2 separate regions of the Homo sapiens genome follow, and region 1 is linked to region 2. A link is an interaction called in ENCODE POLR2A ChIA-PET data of the cell type or tissue named here. Cell type or tissue: A673. All regions are shown on one strand.

Region 1 (2,500 bases), 460 kb before region 2:
TAAAAGGAATGGGGCAATGAGATGCTTACGCTATGAGTTCCTCGTGCCTTGTGTGTCAGGTTTTCAGATTGACCACCACCTTGTCTGCTTTAATGTACTTTTATTTAAGTCACTTTTCCCTAATAGCCCAGTTCCTATTAGTGCTGCCACTGTTCTCTCCTCTCTTTTTTTTTTTTTTTTTTTTGACGGGCAGAAATGGAGTTAGGTAGTTTTTTTCCTCTCAATTTCCAGCTCAGAAAATCAGTTAATTGAGTATTCAGAGTGATGCTCACACTTGTTGCTCATGTGTAACCACAGTGGGATTGTGCTAATTAAGTAAGGCCTTGGTTGGTTTTTCTAATTCACCCCTCCTGTCTAGATTCCTTGGCTATTTGAAACAGTCCCAGGTTTACTCTGAACTCTCCACCCAGGATCCTATTCCACATGACTGTTCTCTGTGCCATCTCCCCAGGTTTTCCTTTCAGATATTTGTGTGGCCTGGTTAATGCCTCTTGAATGTTCATTGTACTTTGGCATTTATGTAAGAATTCAAGATTTTGTTCTATTTAGTTCAGGCCTTAGTGTACAGTCAGGTATTTGGCCAAATGTATTGTACATGACATTATTGTAGCTGTTGTTTACATTACAGGAATACTTCGGATATACCAATGCATGTGAAGAATGGGTTTCCCCTCAGTTTCACATAAACTTAGAAATGTCTCAACTGACATTTCTTTTTCTTTTTTTTAATTTTTAATTCTTTTTTTTTTTTTTTGAGACAGTTTCGCTCTGTCGCCCAGGCTAGAGTGCAGTGGTGTGATCTCAGCTCACTGCAAGCTCCGCCTCCAGTGTTCAGGCCATTCTCCTGCCTCAGCCTCCCAAGTAGCTGGGACTACAGGTGCCCGCCACCACGCTTAGCTAATTTTTTGTATTTTTAGTAGAGACGGGGTTTCACCATGTTAGCCAGGATGGTCTCCATCTCCTGACCCTGTGAACCACCCGCCTTGGCCTCCCAAAGTGCTGGGATTACAGGGGTGAGCCGCCGCGCCCAGCTCAACTGACATTTCTAAATGATCTATGTATAAACTGCTTTTTAGTAACTACTCATTTTTGGAATAATTTTTTAGGGCCAAATGAGTTTGAAACTAATACGCAAAAAATGTATTTCAGCTGAGATCTGTATCTGTGGACCTGAATGTTGATCCCTCGCTTCAGATTGACATACCTGATGCGCTCAGTGAGAGAGACAAAGTCAAATTTACAGTGCACACAAAGGTAAGTAACATGCAGTGGTAATACATACAGTGCTAGGTTGCAGCCTTGTTATTCACAGTGGATGTGAGAAGAGATTCCCTGAGCTTGAAACAGTTGCTATTCGTAGGGTAGCACTATTAAGTGAGAACCTCCCTAATCTATCTCACAGTAAGCATCAGGTGAGTGCCATTGTGGCGGCAGCAGCATTCTGCTGTGGCAGAGCCCTGGGCTGTGGGCATTGTTTTTTTGTTTTTTTTTTTTTTTTTTTTTTTTTTTTTTTGGAGACAGTCTCATTGTGTTGCCCAGGCTGGAATGAAGTGGCACCATCTTGGCTCACTGCAGCCCCTGCCTCCCGGGTTCAAGCAATTCTCCTGCCTCAGCCACCAGAGTAGCTGGGATTACAGGCCTGAGCCACCACACTCGGCTCAAACTCCTGACCTCAGGTGATGCACGTGCCTCAGCTTCCCAAAGTGCTGGGATTCAAGGCGTGAGCCAGAGCCACCACACCGGGCCCCAGCTTTGTTTTTAATTTGCATCCAAGGGAAGTTTGTCTCTGTAGCTTGCTTTTTTTCAGCATTTACTAAATTGGGAAAGACCTTTCCCATGTGGTTTTTTCTTAACGCCTGGGCGGCTTGAATAGCACACTTCAGTTATTCCGGAGGTAGTGTAAAAAGACTGGTGACATAATTCTCTGCCTGAGCTTACCAGATCAAAGGAGGTAAAATCAGCATTCACTGGAGTGAAAAGGAAGGAAGCCAGGGACAATTTTTAGAACCATAGTAAGTTACAGCTAAGAGGTTTTTTTAAAATTTATTTTTCTTCTTTGTCATAAGTTGGGGGTGGGGGGTAAATTCAGACTTACAAAAATAGAATTTGGGGCTGGGTTGGGTGGCTCACACCTGTAATCCTAGCACTTCGGGAGGACAAGATGGGCAGATCGTTTGAGCCTGGGCAACATGGCAAAAACCTGTCTCTTCCAAAAATATAAAAATTAGCCGGATGTGGTAGCACACACCTGTAGTTCCAGCTACTCAGGAGGCTGAGGTGGGAGGATGGCTTAAGAGCCTGGAAGGCAGAGGTTGCAGTGAGCCAAGAAGCCAAGATCATTCCACTGCACTCCAGCCTGGGTGACAGCCAGACCCTGTCCCAAAAATGTATATAAACAAAAAAAAGTACACAGAAACAAAAAAATAGAATTAGGGTTGTGGCTTATTTCTTAGAACTGAACTTCTACCAGTAGATTCTGATGGGATATTCATTACAAGCT
Region 2 (2,500 bases):
GCGGTTGTCACAAGGCGACAGGAATTGTCCAGCTCCATTGTACTCTTATGGGACCACCATCCTATATGCAGTCCATTGTTGACTGCAGTACTGTTATGTGGCCCATGACTGAGCATTTGTGGGTCTTTGTGTATCATCACAACCTCTTACACTGAATATAAAACTATCTCTTTCTGTTTTCCTCCCTTAATTTTTACTTGCTCTGATTAATGTACTGTATTTCTCTGACATTATTTTATGTGTACACAAGGGCACACACATACACCTTAGCTACCAAAACATAAATGTAACTCTGCCGATCCAAACTCGGGAGAAAATCAAAGCTGAATGAGAACAAGGAAACTTTTCTCCCACTCAGTATTTCAATAAAGGTAGCATCTTATCTATTTAGTATGTGCTTCTTTTTACTTATTTTTTTGCTATCAGATTTATGCTTGTTCATTAAAGTCTGAAGAATGTACTTTATTTGAATTATACATATTATTCCACCGATAGCAAGTTTTTTTTCTTTTTCTTTTAGACAGAGTCTTGCTCTGTTGCCCAGGCTGGAGTGCAATGGTGTGGTCTTGGCTCACTGCAGCCTCTGCCTCCCAGGTTCAAGTGATTCTCCTGCCTCAGCCTCCCAAGTATCTGGGATTATGGCGTGTGCCACCACTCCCAGCTAATTTTTGTATTTTTAGTAGAGATGGGGTTTCACTATGTTGGCCAGGCTGGTCTCAAACTCCTGACCTCAAGTGATCTGCTAGCCTCGGCCTCCCAAAGTTCTGGGATTACAAGTGTGAGCCACCTGGCCTAGGTTTCGTTTTATTTTCTAGGTTTGTCTTCAGACTGCCTTTGGGGTGGGCCTCCTTATGGACTAATTGCAGAGGGTGCTGATATTAGTGCAAGAAGGGCTGGGTGCGGTGACTCGCACCTGTAATTCCAGCACTTTGGGAGGCTGAGGTGGGAGGATCACTTGAAGCCAGGAGTTTGAAACCAGCCTGGGCAACGAAGTGGGACCCTATCACTACCAAAAAAAAAAAAAAAAAAAAAAAGCCCAGCATGTTGGTGCTTGCCTGTAGTCACAGCTACTCAGGAGGCTGAGGTGGAAGCCTTTAGCCTGGGAGGTCGAGGATGCAGTGAGCCGAGATTGCACTCCTGCATTCCAGCCTGGTGACAAAGTGAGATCCTCTATCAAAAAAAAAAAAAAAAAAAATTGTGTAAGGACACAGGAGCTCAGTTTTCACATTGCTTTTTAGCTTAAGGATTCCAAAGTGATTCATTGCTAATCTCGAATGGACAGAGAAACACACAAACAACATAAAACATTCACCGAGTCCAGGTTCCTTTTCCTGGTGAGGTCTGTCTCTTAGAGAAGAAGGGGGATGGATTTTCTTACAGCGTGTCCTTGCCCACAGACAACAACTCTGGAACAAGCTATTAAAAGTGCCCATGAGTGTTATGACGATGAGATTCAGCTTTATAACGAGCAGATTGAGACACTGCGCAAGGAGATTGAGGAGACAGAGCGGGTCCTGGAGAAGTCTTCTTACGACTGCCGGCAGCTGGCGGTCGCCCAGCAAACCCTGAAGAATGAGCTGGACCGGTATCATCGTATCATCGAGATTGAAGGCAACAGGTGAGCGTGTGCCCTCCCCATCCAGGCCACTTATTCCTTCCACAACTCTTTATTGAGTGCCTATTGTGTGCCAGGCACAGTTATAGGCAGTGGGCATGTGTCAGGGAAGGAAACAGAACAATTCCTGACCCCATGGGTGTTGGATAACTAGTAGGGGAGACAGAGGATGAAGGTACGACCAGTGCTGAGGAGGAAGTTCCCGCAGGGAGGAGGGTGGTGGCAATAGGGGTGATGGGGGAATGCTTGCAGTTTTAAGTAGGGTGGTCAGAAAAGGCCTCACTGAGAAGCCTGTGTTTTGCTCATAGGCCTCTGGGGACATAAGTGTCCCAGCAGGTGGGATGCCCAGGAGTATTTAATGAGGTGCTGCAGGTGAGCTACGTGGCACGGAGCCTGGCACTTGAGGGCACTCAGAGGTGTTGGTGATGCTCCTGCTGCCATCCTCACAATTCTTAGCACCTTGCTGAGTCAGTCTGTGGCTGTGACTATGTGGCTGTCTGGTCTTCTCCATAATGGAGCTGTGAGTCGATCCCTACTCACTTTAAGAAAGCTGGGAAATTCTCTCTTTCTCTCCAGCTATGCTGGTATTCATAGCTACGGTGATTTCCAGAGAACGGGTTGGGAATTAATTTGTGATTCTTCACTTCAGTCTTGCTAAATTCCTGGGTTTCGACTGAATGAAAAGAGAAGCCCCCCACAACTGAGGTCCCCACCAGGAGCAGCTCTTCCCTTCGCGCTGGGTGCTCTCTCTTGGCTGTGAGCACTCGAATGCTTGGCAGGAGAAGCAGGATTTTATTTTTCTTTCTCCAGTGCTGGTCGGTGTATCTGGCATGATTCCACATTATATTTATGTCACAGTGAACACTATGCACACATCTGCAAGAA

What was found. Peaks named below come from ENCODE experiments on the same cell type or tissue, not always from the same donor. Only the 100,000 strongest peaks of a DNase experiment are listed, where the experiment ranks them.
Region 1: POLR2A ChIA-PET joins it to region 2 with 15 read pairs; 5 of 35 experiments call an interaction of 5 or more read pairs at or near these places.

What each region holds. Positions count from the first base shown.
Region 1 is chr20:17,955,687-17,958,186 of GRCh38, reverse strand. It overlaps SNX5 (sorting nexin 5), which reads left to right. Exons shown (of 13, transcript NM_014426.4): 2 at 1,150-1,254. Among named protein-coding and RNA genes, the nearest start is that of SNORD17, 6.0 kb to the left of the region's middle. In A673, no CTCF peak of the experiment used is centred here; no DNase peak of the experiment used is centred here; H3K27ac peaks cover 314 bases.
Region 2 is chr20:17,497,938-17,500,437 of GRCh38, reverse strand. It overlaps BFSP1 (beaded filament structural protein 1), which reads left to right. Exons shown (of 8, transcript NM_001195.5): 6 at 1,398-1,618. Among named protein-coding and RNA genes, the nearest start is that of BFSP1, 32 kb to the left of the region's middle. In A673, no CTCF peak of the experiment used is centred here; no DNase peak of the experiment used is centred here.